Linked DNA regions of Homo sapiens: regions 2, 3 and 4 are each linked to region 1. The links are chromatin contacts, found by Hi-C or POLR2A ChIA-PET in ENCODE. All regions are on one chromosome and are shown on one strand. Each heading gives the region's core, a stretch centred on a gene start or an enhancer-like site at or near the end of the contact. The rest is flanking DNA. Distances are from core to core; before and after follow the strand shown. Region 1 holds the start of DLGAP1-AS1 (DLGAP1 antisense RNA 1). Region 2 overlaps MYOM1 (myomesin 1). Region 3 overlaps MYOM1 (myomesin 1). Region 4 holds the start of MYOM1 (myomesin 1).

Evidence for each region. A loop is a pair of places that touch in the nucleus more often than their neighbours do. ChIA-PET counts read pairs that join two places held with the same protein, here RNA polymerase II (POLR2A). Pooled maps may share reads with other maps.
Region 2: a pooled map shows a loop between it and region 1 (2.5-fold over the local background). The contact joins the enhancer-like site here to the promoter of DLGAP1-AS1 in region 1. A Hi-C loop is called at or near these places in 1 of 50 pooled maps. POLR2A ChIA-PET finds 5 or more read pairs at or near these places in 3 of 52 experiments (HEK293, HepG2 and activated CD4-positive, alpha-beta memory T cell).
Region 3: a map of prostate gland shows a loop between it and region 1 (6-fold over the local background). The contact joins the enhancer-like site here to the promoter of DLGAP1-AS1 in region 1. A Hi-C loop is called at or near these places in 2 of 168 maps with a recorded cell type or tissue (heart left ventricle and prostate gland), 1 of 37 single-sample maps with no recorded cell type and 6 of 50 pooled maps.
Region 4: a pooled map shows a loop between it and region 1 (2.5-fold over the local background). The contact joins the promoter of MYOM1 here to the promoter of DLGAP1-AS1 in region 1. A Hi-C loop is called at or near these places in 2 of 50 pooled maps. POLR2A ChIA-PET finds 5 or more read pairs at or near these places in 2 of 52 experiments (HepG2 and T-cell).

What each region holds. Positions count from the first base shown.
Region 1 is chr18:3,592,191-3,595,363 of GRCh38, forward strand. DLGAP1-AS1 (DLGAP1 antisense RNA 1) reads left to right here and starts at 1,924. Exons shown (of 3, transcript NR_024101.1): 1 at 1,924-2,050; 2 at 2,230-2,294. All of the region lies in intron 7 of DLGAP1 (DLG associated protein 1), which reads right to left. RefSeq lists enhancers at 1,564-1,683, 3,096-3,173 and a silencer at 2,681-2,975.
Region 2 is chr18:3,127,824-3,130,996 of GRCh38, forward strand. It overlaps MYOM1 (myomesin 1), which reads right to left. Exons shown (of 38, transcript NM_003803.4): 18 at 1,409-1,696. Among named protein-coding and RNA genes, the nearest start is that of MYOM1, 91 kb to the right of the region's middle. Within about 2 kb of position 1,653, at least 2 of the 41 ENCODE cell types and tissues checked have a DNase peak (open chromatin) inside an H3K27ac peak, as active enhancers do.
Region 3 is chr18:3,153,919-3,157,091 of GRCh38, forward strand. MYOM1 (myomesin 1) reads right to left here. Exons shown (of 38, transcript NM_003803.4): 11 at 1,029-1,170. Among named protein-coding and RNA genes, the nearest start is that of MYOM1, 64 kb to the right of the region's middle. Within about 2 kb of position 1,738, at least 6 of the 41 ENCODE cell types and tissues checked have a DNase peak (open chromatin) inside an H3K27ac peak, as active enhancers do.
Region 4 is chr18:3,218,468-3,221,640 of GRCh38, forward strand. It overlaps MYOM1 (myomesin 1), which reads right to left and starts at 1,501. Exons shown (of 38, transcript NM_003803.4): 1 at 1,336-1,501.

The DNA of each region.
Region 1 (3,173 bases), core at 674-3,173:
ATGAATGTTCTGCCATCTTGGGAAAGCAGCTGGCACTGATGAGGACAAAATAACTAATAGACAAGTTTGCTGCTGCTGCTTCCAGCCAAGCAGACCCCATAGTTGTGCACTTAACAGTGCATCATAGGGCTCCTGCTCCTTGCGGTGATGTGTTATGCTGGCCGGACTTTCCAACAAATGCCAGACAAATCAGCGGTCTGGCTGGAGTCCTCCACCGGCAAAAATGCGCAAACCCTGGCAACAACAAAGATGATGAGATGAGATTCAGTCCAGACCCGTGACATGCCATTAGATCTTCCTAATCACCAGAGAGCAAATCCTTACTCTGTGTACTGGACACTGTGCTAAGAACTTAATAGACATGGGGGCTGGGTGTGGTGGCTCACACCTGTAATCCCAGCACTTTGGGAGGCTGAAGCATAAGGATCGCTTTAGCCCAGGTGTTGGAGACCAGCCTGGGCAACAGAGTGAGACCTCGTCTCAAAAAAACCCAAACAACAACAACTAGCTGGTCATGGTGGTGCACGCCTGAAGTCTCAGCTACTCGGTAGGCTGAGGTGGGAGGATCACTTGAGCTTGGGAGGTGGAGGCCGCAATGAGCCATGACTGTGCCACTGCACTCCAGCCTAGGTGACAGAGCAAGACCCTGCCTCAAAAAAAAAAAAAAAAAAAAAAAAGAAAAAGAAAGAAAGAAAAAGAAAAAGAAAAAGAAAAAGAAAAAAAAGAAAGAAAAGAAAAGAAAAAGAAGAAAATAGACATGATCTCACATATGTGAAAGATCCCACTATCCCCATTTAACTGATGAAAATATTAAGGCTCAGAGCAGGCAACGGACATCCCTAACTCATCTAGAGATTCAGTGACAGAGTTAGAGTACTCAGGGCTCCAACTCCCATCTGACCATTAACTCAAACCACCTTTGTTTATCTCCCCCGCCCCCCGCCAGTAAACACTCTCTAGTAAACACCTTGTCCACTAAAGCACCGTGGTTTCCACGAGGGACTCCTTCGTGCACAGCCATCCTCACTCTGCAGGAACTCTTAAGTTTCAGTGAATGAATGAATTTGGAGTGGTCAACAAGGGGTGCACAGTTGCAACTTTTAAAATATTGCAGAAGGAGAGAAATGCCACAAAACAAAATGCACATGGAAAAATCACTACCTTATTTCAAAATATTTACAGCTTCACATTTAAGGCCACCCAAAGCGTGGCGGTCAGTGGTGAGAAGGCAGAGATCAGAGGCTGTTGGGGTGGGTCATACACCATGATTCCCGGCCCCCCTCTGGGAGATACAAGGTATCCCACAGTCTTCTCTCCCAGTTACATCCTCCACGGAAACCACAAGATGACTCGCTCAACTTTTTCTAAAGTAGAAAAAAATATGCTTGTGTGTGTGTGTAAGGGGAGGAGAGGGGATGTGAATGAAATGGAGGGTAGTGTAATAATTCCTGTAGTCATAAGACACGCCAGTTGGTAGTTGCTAGTATTCCAGACACTTCCTAACGCCAGACAAATGCCCCAAGCCTCGGCATGTCTGGCCTAGAGATCTATTCAACTGATAGCAGCCGCCTCTTCTGGGGAGAGCAGATCTTTCAGAAAGCACTGGCTGCGCTGCTAATCAAACGCAACATTGTTCTCAGCAAGGAGGAAGAATGGAAAGGTTTGTTTCAGAGTCACAACTTTATTTTTTTTAAAAGGCACCCAAGTTGTTTCAACAAGCTGCTACAAAACTTGGGCTTCCTGAGTGGAGGCTGTTTTGCACAGTGCATGTACTGTACAAAAATCCAGGCAGGGAGGGGTCAGAGAGTTCGTCATTAAAGAAAAAAAAAAAAAAAAGCCCCAGGCACTTGATGCCTGGAAATGATGTCAGACGCAGCCACTCCTCTGTTAGAACTACAGCCAAACAATGCGCAGGCAATCCACAGCAGCTGCCCCTGCAAATGTCAGCGCCAGCCCAGTCAAAAGAGCTTGAAACCTACCAAGCCGGAGGACTGTGCTGTGCCTCTCTCGCCCACATTTTCCCCAAGCACTCTCAGGAACCTGGCAACAGGTAACGTGGCAACCTTTGACTTATAAAAGGGCAAGTGGCACAATCTCAGGGAACAAATGGACTTTTTTTTAAAGCCAGCATCTCCCCCACCACTCCCACACCCCCCTCCCTCCCTCCCTCCCTCCCAACCAAAAGTCTGTAAAAAACAAAACATTGACGCGGGCAGTCCTACTCTCTAGTGTCCCCTTGTGGCCAAGCCTGGAACATCACATCTGTACGTTGCAATCTGTGGATCAGCTACGAGGTAAGTCGCTCTTTGGAAGGGGTGGAGGTCTTTGCTGGACTTGTCTTCCGAAAAGTATGAAGAGTGGAAGTCAAGGCTCAGAATGGCGTCCTTTTTTACCTTATCACCTTAACAAAAACTTCACCTTAGCTGCAGGGTTAAACCTCTGGGTTGGGGCTGGGGATTTTCGTTGTTGTTGTTTTAAAGCAGCAGCCAAGGCCATGTTTTTTAAGGTGGTGAGTTAAACGGAGCAAGAGCTGCGGTAGCCTTTTCCACCCAATCTCTTTCTTCACATCCTAGTCACAGCCAAGGGTAGGGTGGATGGCAGTGAGGATAAACAGCCCAGAAACAGGATTCCTGCAGGGTGGGACTGGCATTTTCCATTTTTATCTGAAGTTGTACTTTGAATGCAGACACCTTTCTCTCAGGCCAGAAGCACTGCTCATTTGTATTGCTGGCTTCCAGTTAGCCTATTTGCAAGGATTACTTAGGATTTCCAGACTGCAGGCCCAGCTACCCAGAGAGTGTGCCTCAAAGCCCCACCTCAAAGCTTTTATCTCTATGTGGCGGGAAACACCCACGAAAATGCCAACGGCGGTATTTGTAACTTGCCTTCTTCCTTTTGGGAACTGCTTTCTGCAGCTCTCTCTGCGTTAGAGGAATAGCTACAGCTGGGAGCTGCTCCAGCCACGCAGGAGGAGAGGGCACCCATTGAGAGGCGGGCACCCCTTCTGTCTCCCTCTGGCTATGTTAACTGGAAACTAGGAAAGGGGTTCAGATCAAAGTAACTGCTGTCTTCAGAAAGTTCCATTCATTAACTAAGTTAGCGGAAATTAAATGGTGTTTGGAGGAAGGTCATTTCAGAAGGCCCAGGGCCAGAGGCTGAGGTCTAAAACTTCT
Region 2 (3,173 bases), core at 403-2,902, 460 kb before region 1:
TTAATCTGATGTTGGAATATTTTTCATGTGGTACAATACTATACAGCTGTCACCATGTTTATCAGTGCTTAGCTAGAAAAATATCTGGAGGATATTTCAAAAGTCCTCCTTCATTTATGTGGCTTTGCTGATCAGCTTTTCACTCAACTACTGAAATTACAGTTTTCAATGAAGAGAGGGGGTGAAGTGGTGGAAAGAAATACATCTAGATATGCAATAACATCGAAGAGAATTTTCTGAATGTTTATTTGGATTATAGGAGATAAAGAAACTATCTCATTCTTACCCAAAAAGAGTATCAGAAGAATGAAGGCTTTTAAAATAAAATACATTTATCTCTTCTCCACTTACCAACCTCCTTTATTCCTCACATTTTAAAAAAGCTTTCTCTCTCTCCCTCTATTTCAGAGCATTGTTGAATATGTGCTCTCAAATGAATATCTCCTCTCGAGTTGAGGGACAAAGAAAGGTGTCATAAAACAGAGGAGGTTATAGAAGTTGGGGTGGGGTTAGAAAAAAGAACTGGATGAGAGGCATTTAAAAATTTATCAGCACATGTGCTTCAGTTCATTGTTGTTTGATAGGAAAAACAATGTCTCCTAGGATATATTAGCCACAGGTACCAAATATCCTAATCAGATCATTCTTAGCCTACTGATAAATCATCTTAAATAAATCACTTCTGGGAATGAGGATCATATATCATACAATATAGCTATATGTGATTATAATTTTAACTTTTAAACTTTTCATGGTAACTCAAAGATATATTTATAGCTGTTTTTTTCTTTTCTTTTTTCATTTCAAAAAGTAGTAGGTAAGTAGCTATTTAGATTATTATTATTTTAGAAATTTTTAATCTTTTTATATACTTTTTTCACTTAAAGTATTTAATTTTCCAGTGTTGATTTTTCTTGCAAACTATTTAAATTAAATGTGAATAATCGCTTAATAATCTGAGGATGAGCAAGAAGGTAACAACTATGACCCTGGTACGATGTCACCTTCTTTGTGAGATCTTTCTCCTCTACATGTTCCAAACATGACTATTTCAAAGGACCTCACACAGGCTAGCAGTACCAAGTCCTGCTCTCACATCGAATTCTCTTAGCAAAATCAGGCCAGAGGTGTATCTGCCTGACAAACCAAGAAAGGCTCTATAACCAAATTACTTGAAACATTCTAGCATCATTAAGCACCCAAAATGATGTGTACAAGCCAAACCCATAGACAATTACTTTTCCAAGTCATCAGATGAAAGTACACATTTCAGATGGCTAGCTGAAAACACATACAATAAGAATGGACATTGATGAAAGCAAACATGGATGAAGGATGTGATGTAGACGATGAGAGGTGAGGACAGTGATGGAGACGGATGGAACAGCTTCCCTTTCTCAACTCTCACCTCTGTCTGTCTTCTTTTTCAGGGGGTCAGACTTACTTTTCCCCTGAGGAGCCGCTTTCTGTGGTGGCGGGGTAAGCTCTTCCTGAACTGTTTCACTTACTTTACTCACTTCTGTTTGGCCCAGGTTTTGAGAGCTACTGGGTAGTGAAGGTTTGTTAGGTTTGCTGCCAAGCAAAGCATCTTTCTGGAAGGTTGGCGGGGAGGCTTCATGCACGCGCCCCCTGGAGGCGGTTAGTCCACCAGGCTCATCGCTCAGTGCGGGACACACATCTGGAGACACTCCTCCCCCTACAGTTGCCAGACAACAACAGAAACGCATTGAGCCCGGACAGAGTATCAGCTGCTCTTATAGGATAGAACAAAGAGAAAAACATTAGGACCACAAGCAGAACAAAAACAGTCTTGGCTTAAAGAAAATCGCTCACATTTGCAAGAAATATGGAAAGACTACATTTCACACAATATACGCCAAGGAACATTTCACCTTCCCCGTATTCTGGAAAAAGAAGAAATGAGAACAAAGAAGCCAAAGATAGAATAGGAACCATTTCGATTTGCAGAACCCAAAGGGCTTTTAGTATATATAAGGAAAAGCAAATCTTAGACACAAATATTGAGAGATGTAAGCCCTATTATTCAACAGAATGAAAAAAGGACTATAAAGTGCACAAGAGACATCATATTAAAGATCCTAATTTTATAACACCTCGAATTATGTGCAGTACTACAATAGTAATGGTCTGTACCTCTCAACCTCAAAGAGACATGTTTAGAATGGTTCACATTATAAGGAATCTTCCTTCCTTCGTTTTCTTTCTTCTTTTTTTTTTTTTTGGAGTCTCACTCTGTCCCCCAGGCTGGAGTGCACTGGCGCAATCTCGGCTCACTGCAACCTCCACCTTCTGGGTTCAAACAATTCTCGTGCCTCAGCCTCCTAAGTAGCTGGGATTATAGGCATGCACCACCATACCCGGCTAATTTTTGTATTTTCAGTAGAGACAGGGTTTAGCCATGTAGGCCAGGTTGATCTCAAACTCCTGACCTCAAGTGATCCACCCGCCTTAGCCTCCCAAAGTGCTGGGATTACAGGCGTGAGCCACTGTGCCCGATCCCTATGTTATAAGGAATATGAAAAAGCTATATGAGATGCTAACTGAAGACAATCAATATTAAATCAGCTTTTTAAAAAACATGCGTTACTATATAATAAATTTTATTTTATTTATTTATTTATTTCAGACACAGGATCTTGCTTTGTTGTCCAGGGTGGAGTGCAGTGGTGAGATCATAGTTCACTGCAGCCTTGAACTCTTGGACTCAAGTGATCCACGTGCCTCAGCCTTCTGAATAGCTGGGACTACAGACATGCACCACCATGCCTGGCTAATTTTTTTTATTGTTATTTTTAGAAATGGGATTTCACTATGTTGCCCAAGTTGGTCTCAAACTCCTGGACTCAAGCAATCTGCCTGCCTCTCCCTCCCAAAGTGCTGGGATTACAGGTGTAAGCCCCCGTGCTCAGCCCACAAATATTATTTGTATTGTTTCTAACCACCTGGGTCCCTTTTCTACTTTATCCAAGATTGGGAGGTACATCACATACACACATATAATTACTTTATTACTGGTTTTATTCTGTTGGTTACTTTGCAAGCAAAGATGAAACATATGATTAAGCAATTACATGTGCCTTGCATGAATTTTAGAGGGGTTTATAAGAAGCATGTTAATGTTCTGTTAGCAAAAACAAGCCAGGCTCTGGCAT
Region 3 (3,173 bases), core at 488-2,987, 440 kb before region 1:
TGTATCGTCCAAACTCATGTCATAATTAATGTGTAAAGCCCAGTTACTATAAATATCAGAGCCTCTAAGTTTTGGAGAATATAGACAAGAACTTATAGATAGTGAATAATTTGCTTCTATTGATTTTTTGTTGTTACTTCTTTGTATAACTTGAAAACACATCCTGAGGTAGAAATAAGACTTTGGTAGTATTACCAAAGTAAATATTCTTAAATTATTGACATATTAGGAATATGGACATTATGCTGAATTCCAATGATTTCATTTCCAAGGTGGCCTCTATGAGGTCTACAAATTCATAGCATTCTTGCCAAATTAGTGACATAAGCTGGTAGCCAAATTTAAAAAAATTCATCTTTGGAATTTAGGTAAATATTTAATTCATTTTTGGAACTTTTACCTAAATTCCAAAAAAGAATTTTTTGAATTTGACTACCAGCTCATGTTACTAATTTGGCAAGAATGCTATGAATTCGTAGACCTAATAGAGACCTAACAGAGGCCATCTTGGAAATGAAATATATATATATGTATATATATCTACCTACCTATTTACCTAAGTTCCAAAGATGAATTTTGTGACACTATGATATGAGCTGTCACATTTGTCTGCTGGGGAGTGACCCACTCCATCTGCAGGTACTAACTGCTGTAAAAGCACTCAATTAGAAATCAGCGTTTCTAAGTACCTACTCAATACACACACACACACACACACACACACACACACACATTTATAATGGGTATATATACCCATTTTATATATATATGTAGGTACCATTATATGTATGTGTATATATGTATGTATGTATATGTTTGTGTAGATATATACATACAGAGAGAAAGAGAGAGCGAGAGACTGAGACAGAGACAAATAGAGAAAAAGAAAGATGAAGAGAGATACAGAAATAGAAAGAGGAGGAGAGGAAAGCCAGAAAAGAAAATATTTCCACTAGAAATGATGGGAGAAATCAAGCACGCATCTCTATGACCAAATAACTGTAATTGATGTTAGCCTAAGCACTAACTTATCAATAAAATATCCGAGAATAGGACTCCCTCCATCGACAGCTGGCTGTTTCCAGGAGATGATGATATAATCTTTGTTGGCCTCCAAGCACTTCACATCCAAGGGAGCAGCTGGGGCTCCTTCAATCTCTGCATCAGCATCTGTGGAGACAGAGAAGGATCCCATTAACCCTCTCAGACATGCTGTCAGTCGGCAGGCAGGTCTCAGCGCACACGCTTCTTACCACATCATCACAGTGGCTCAATCTTTGGCCCCAACGCAGCAAGCATCAAATCTTGCTATTTTTTTTTTGAGACGGAGTCTCGCTCTGTCACCCAGGCTGGAGGGCAGAGGTGGGATCTCAGCTCACTGCAAGCTCCACCTCCCGGGTTCACGCCATTCTCCTGCCTCAGCCTCCTGAGTAGCTGGGACTACAGGCACCCGCCACCACGCCCAGCTAATTTCTTTTTGTATTTTTGGTAGAGATGGGGTTTCACCGTGTTAGCCAGGATGGTCTTGATCTCCTGACCTTGTGATCCGCCCGCCTCGGCCTCCCAAAGTGCTGGGATTACAGGCGTGAGCCATCACACCCGGCCAAATCTTGCTATTTGTTGACCAACATAACAATGTGTGTTTTTCACCTTCAGCAGGAAGAACATTGTGTCAGAAAATAGAAAGTGCTCTGAAAAGAACCCATGACCTTTGCCTCATGGTCCCTGTGGCCCAAAATGTTCCAAAAGAAAATTAATATAGAGATGCTGAAGATTGCATTCAGACAAGTCAGTTGTGCCAGAAAGTCTGTTCTCATGACATTGATTGTGCAACGTTGCTAAGAAAAACTAAGAAAGGCTCCCAAGGGAGACAAATACCCCTTCTGGAGGCATCCACAAGAAAATACGAGTCATAGAGCTTTGCCAGTCCCTAGGCAAGACACTACCATTTTGAAAGAGAAAACATTCGTTTTAATCAAATGATTGTTACCAAACTGAACACTTAGGAAAAGAACTCCAATGCAATACTCACATCTGAGCTCAGTTTATCTGAGTTTAGTAAAAGTCCGGGATAATACAGGAAACACTACAATCCCTTTTTATGAAATGGGATCCCCTGACCACACGGCCCCTCAGGCACAGCTGAATTAGTGAATCAGGGCTGTTTATAGGAGGGAGAGAAGGGGGAATGAAAATATTCAGTTAGTAACCTTTTAAGTGAGAATAATTAAGACAAGAGGCAGGGTCCCTGGGGGTGGAGGCCCACATTTGCCAATTCCTCCTGGCATTTGACCAACGCTTTCATAAACGGAGTTAGTAGAAGAGGCTGAGACATGCAGGAGCCACTCACTCAAGGGAAAGCACCCATGTCGACCAAACAAACACTTTCTTTCCCTATGATCTACATTCTGTAACTCTTATGAGTTACAAGGACATTTGATAACATAGCAGAAATATCTGTCTACTTCTGCATTTAATAGATTTGCATTATCTGTGAAGAGCTCAAGCCACTTGGGTTTTGAACATTCTGTTTCTTGTTCTGTGAACCAGCAGGAAAGCATCTAGGCAAATATCTCCTGCAGAAGTGCTATAGGAGAATGTAACTAACTCATTGTGCCTAAAACTTAATGCAGAATCTCTGCGTGCCACTCAGTGGGAAATGAGCATTTTGATGAGGAGACACTTCTTTCTTTTTTTTTTTTTTTGAGACAGAGTCTTGCTCTGTCACCCAGGCTGGAGGGCAGAGGTGGGATCTCAGCTCACTGCAAGCTCCACCTCCCGGGTTCACGCCATTCTCCTGCCTCAAGCCTCCTGAGTAGCTGGGACTACAGGCGTGCACCACCTATGCCCGGCTAATTTTTTTTGTATTTTTAGTAGAGATGGGGATTCACCGTATTAGCCAGGATGGTCTCGAACTCCTGACCTTGTGATCCGCCCGCCTCGGCCTCCCAAAGTGCTGGGATTACAGGCGTGAGCCACCGCGCCCGGCGAGACACTTCTTTCCTTCCAGGCTTTCAGAGCACTGGATGGCGGAGAGTGGGGCTGCTGATGGCAAAGGCAGAGCAGAGCTGCAGAGGAGGTGGGGATGCTGAGGCTGACATGCTTGGGCTGCAAAAGAGGCACTGCTAGAAAGCCATCAGCTACAAGAGGGACAGCTGGCAACCTCTAGCCAT
Region 4 (3,173 bases), core at 251-2,750, 370 kb before region 1:
GTCTACAGGGCATTTCCTAAGGGAAAAAAATAGCTACTAGCAAGCAACTTTGCTTCAACCCTTAAATAGATGGCTATTTTCTGTTACAAAATATGGAGGATAATTACCATGTATAATTAATAACTACTAGATGAATTTTGATAAAACAAAGGGGTTAGAAAATGTTAATACAGAATTACGTTAGGCAGTTATAAAGATATTAGAGAAGTTTCTGTTATGATACTACATTGTAACATGGCACATGTTATTTGAATGATTTTTCAAATAAATAATAAAGAAACTTGTTATGTTATAAACTAAATTCATTCCCCAGATGACTTGAAATGCTGTTATTTTCACAAAATAAAATCTTTAAATATCTTGCCCCAATACTATTTTTTACTCTCTTTATTTCTATTTCTCCCAAATACATTTATTTTTAATAATACTTACTATTCCTCTCACATAGATAGTAAGTTACAAGTAAACAGGGTTTGACTTGAAGCCCACATTGCTGATTGTCACAGCCCTGACCTCTGGAACAAAGGTACAACCACCTCCTCTTCATCAAGTAAGCCCTTGAAGTTAACTAAAGCCAGGATTAGCTCCAACACATGACGGCTGGAGTACGTTGGGAGGAAAGATGGTTTTAGTGTCTTTTGTTTCTTTAAGACCTAAATTTTCTTTCTGAAAATAATTTGAGAATTTAGGAAGAAATACAAATTCCATAGCTGTAATTTATGATACTTTTGTGCAGGCATTAGAGGGCAGAAGCTGATGAAAACGATTCCCAGAAAAATCACTATGTGGGGCTCTATGTTGCCTCTGAAATATTACTTAACCATTTGAGGCCATATCATTGTGCGCGCTCACATTTATCCACATTGCATCGTCACAGCAAGATCCCTGAATTATAAACTAGTGACTTCAGAGTTAATTTTCCTTCTTTCGGTCTAATTTGTAACCAGGGAGCATTGTATGGCACATGCAGGATTGAAAATGCAGGGCCTCCTGTCTCTCATCCATTTCAGATTTCAACCAAACCGTACTTGGAAATAGCATTAAACACACGCTTACAGTTCAATCCGAGGCAGATATGACCTCCTTACAGTTCCAGGAACAGCAGCTTAATTTCAGAAGAATACAGTGATGTGAGAGAAGAGCTGTGCCAGCCCGACTGGCACCCGGCTGTTCTGGTTTCCCTCCCTGGAGCTTCACTTTCCTATTTCTCTGTTATTCTGACATCTCTTTGAGAAAACTGCTGAGTTCAGAAGACAGAAAGAAAGCACTTACACTGCACTGCTGCTAAGCTCATAAGCTATCAAGTGCATTCTTCTGCCTCAGTGTCACACTTACCAGTTTCCAAAGGAGTAATGGTGGTGGAAATGTTCCGATGAGGCCGAGGAGCTGGATGAGAGAATGAAGACTCCACCTAGGTTGAATCCAAGACAATGTTAAGAGGCAGGGCTAAAGACAGGACCCTGGGGGCCAGTTCAAAAATAATGCATGTGGTCAGGCAGTCGAATGTCAGGCCACACAACCAGCCTTTTATGGCCAAGAAGGCAGATAAATATAGCAGCAGATGGGGAGGGTAGTTCCAAACCAGGAGGAGGAGAGGGGCATGGGCAGGTAGCAGCCTTAGTAATATAATTGCATAATGCCGGTCAATGGGTCTGGCCCGATTAAACCAAATATAGGGTTTTTATTTGGCAACAAGAGTTATTTTCAATGTCACTTTATCAGTAGATAATTTAAAAGTGTAATGGAAAGAGTGGTTTGTGTTAACAGCTAAAAATAGGTGTAGTAATATGATTCTCAAAATGGACTTCGTGGAATTTTAATGCCAAGATATGATTCTGAGTGTGCTGTTAACAACACACGTACGGTACATTTAAAAGATACAATGTGAAAAAAGAACTTGAAGCTAACTAAAGGCAAAACAAGGAAGAAATGGGTTACACGTGGTGGCGATTTTTGCCTGACATCACGGTCACTATTTCTCTCACTTCAGGAAAATTTACAAGGTTAAGTCTTAGCTTCAAGCCTGAATATGTGATTTCCTGTTCATTAACTAAAGCCTTTTGAGACGCAACTCAGTGTTTTATCTTTCCTAACTCAGAGTAGGGTCAGTCCATCTAATAAGAGATTCTCTTTCTTTGTTCTTTAAATGGTGTGACCAATTAAGAGGAGGTGTAACCCGGTTGTGAGAGCCTGTGTTGTGGATTCAGACCAGATCTAGATCCCACTATATTGATAGCACTTAGTAGCCATGTAATCTCCAGCAATTTATTTCTCCTTCCTAAGCTTCAGGTTTTTTGTCTATAAAATGGGGATAATCATATCCAAATTATAGGATTGCTGTGGTGATTAAATGTGATACTGCAGACAGAGCACTTGACCTAGTGACAGTCACATAATATAGACTCAGTAAATATCAGCTGTTATTACTGATACCAATAATATAAAAGCTCATTGTTAGATTACATGTATGCAGCAGGTTGGTATTTTGATCTACTGGCCTTATGTTCTGACAGTGATATTACATCAACTGAATAAAGGTCACCTGTGTCTATCAAAATTGTTTTTCTTTCTGAGACAGGGTCTCACTCTGTTGCCCAGGCTGGAGTGCAGTGGTGCAGTCTTGGCTCACTGCAACCTCTGCCTCCCAGGCTCAAGCAATCCTCCCACCTCAGCCTCCCGAGTAGCTACAGGCGCATGCCATCACACTCGGCTAATTTTTTTTTTTAACTCTTGGTAGAAATGGAGTTTCACCATGTTGCCCAGGCTGGTCTCAAACTCCTGGACTCGAGTAATCCACCTGCCTCAGTCTCACAAAGTGCTGGAATTACAGGCGTGAGCCACTGCACCCAGTCTCTATCAAGATATTGAACAGACTCAATATTATAGTATACTTCATCATGACTTTCTTGATGATAACTACAGTTAACACTGTTGAGGACCTATCCAGTGCCAGACACTGGGATAGGCAGTTTATATACATGATCCCACTGACTTATCATACCTTGCAAGGTACAGCTTCATTACCCCGTTGAGGAAAGCAAAGCTTCCAGAAGGGAAGGCATTTGCCAAAGATCACACAGCGGGTAGATGACAGAAACGCAACTTCATTCAGAGACATTTGATTCCAAAGCCCGTGTACTTGTAGTCATGTATTGCTGGCTCCTCCAGTGGCA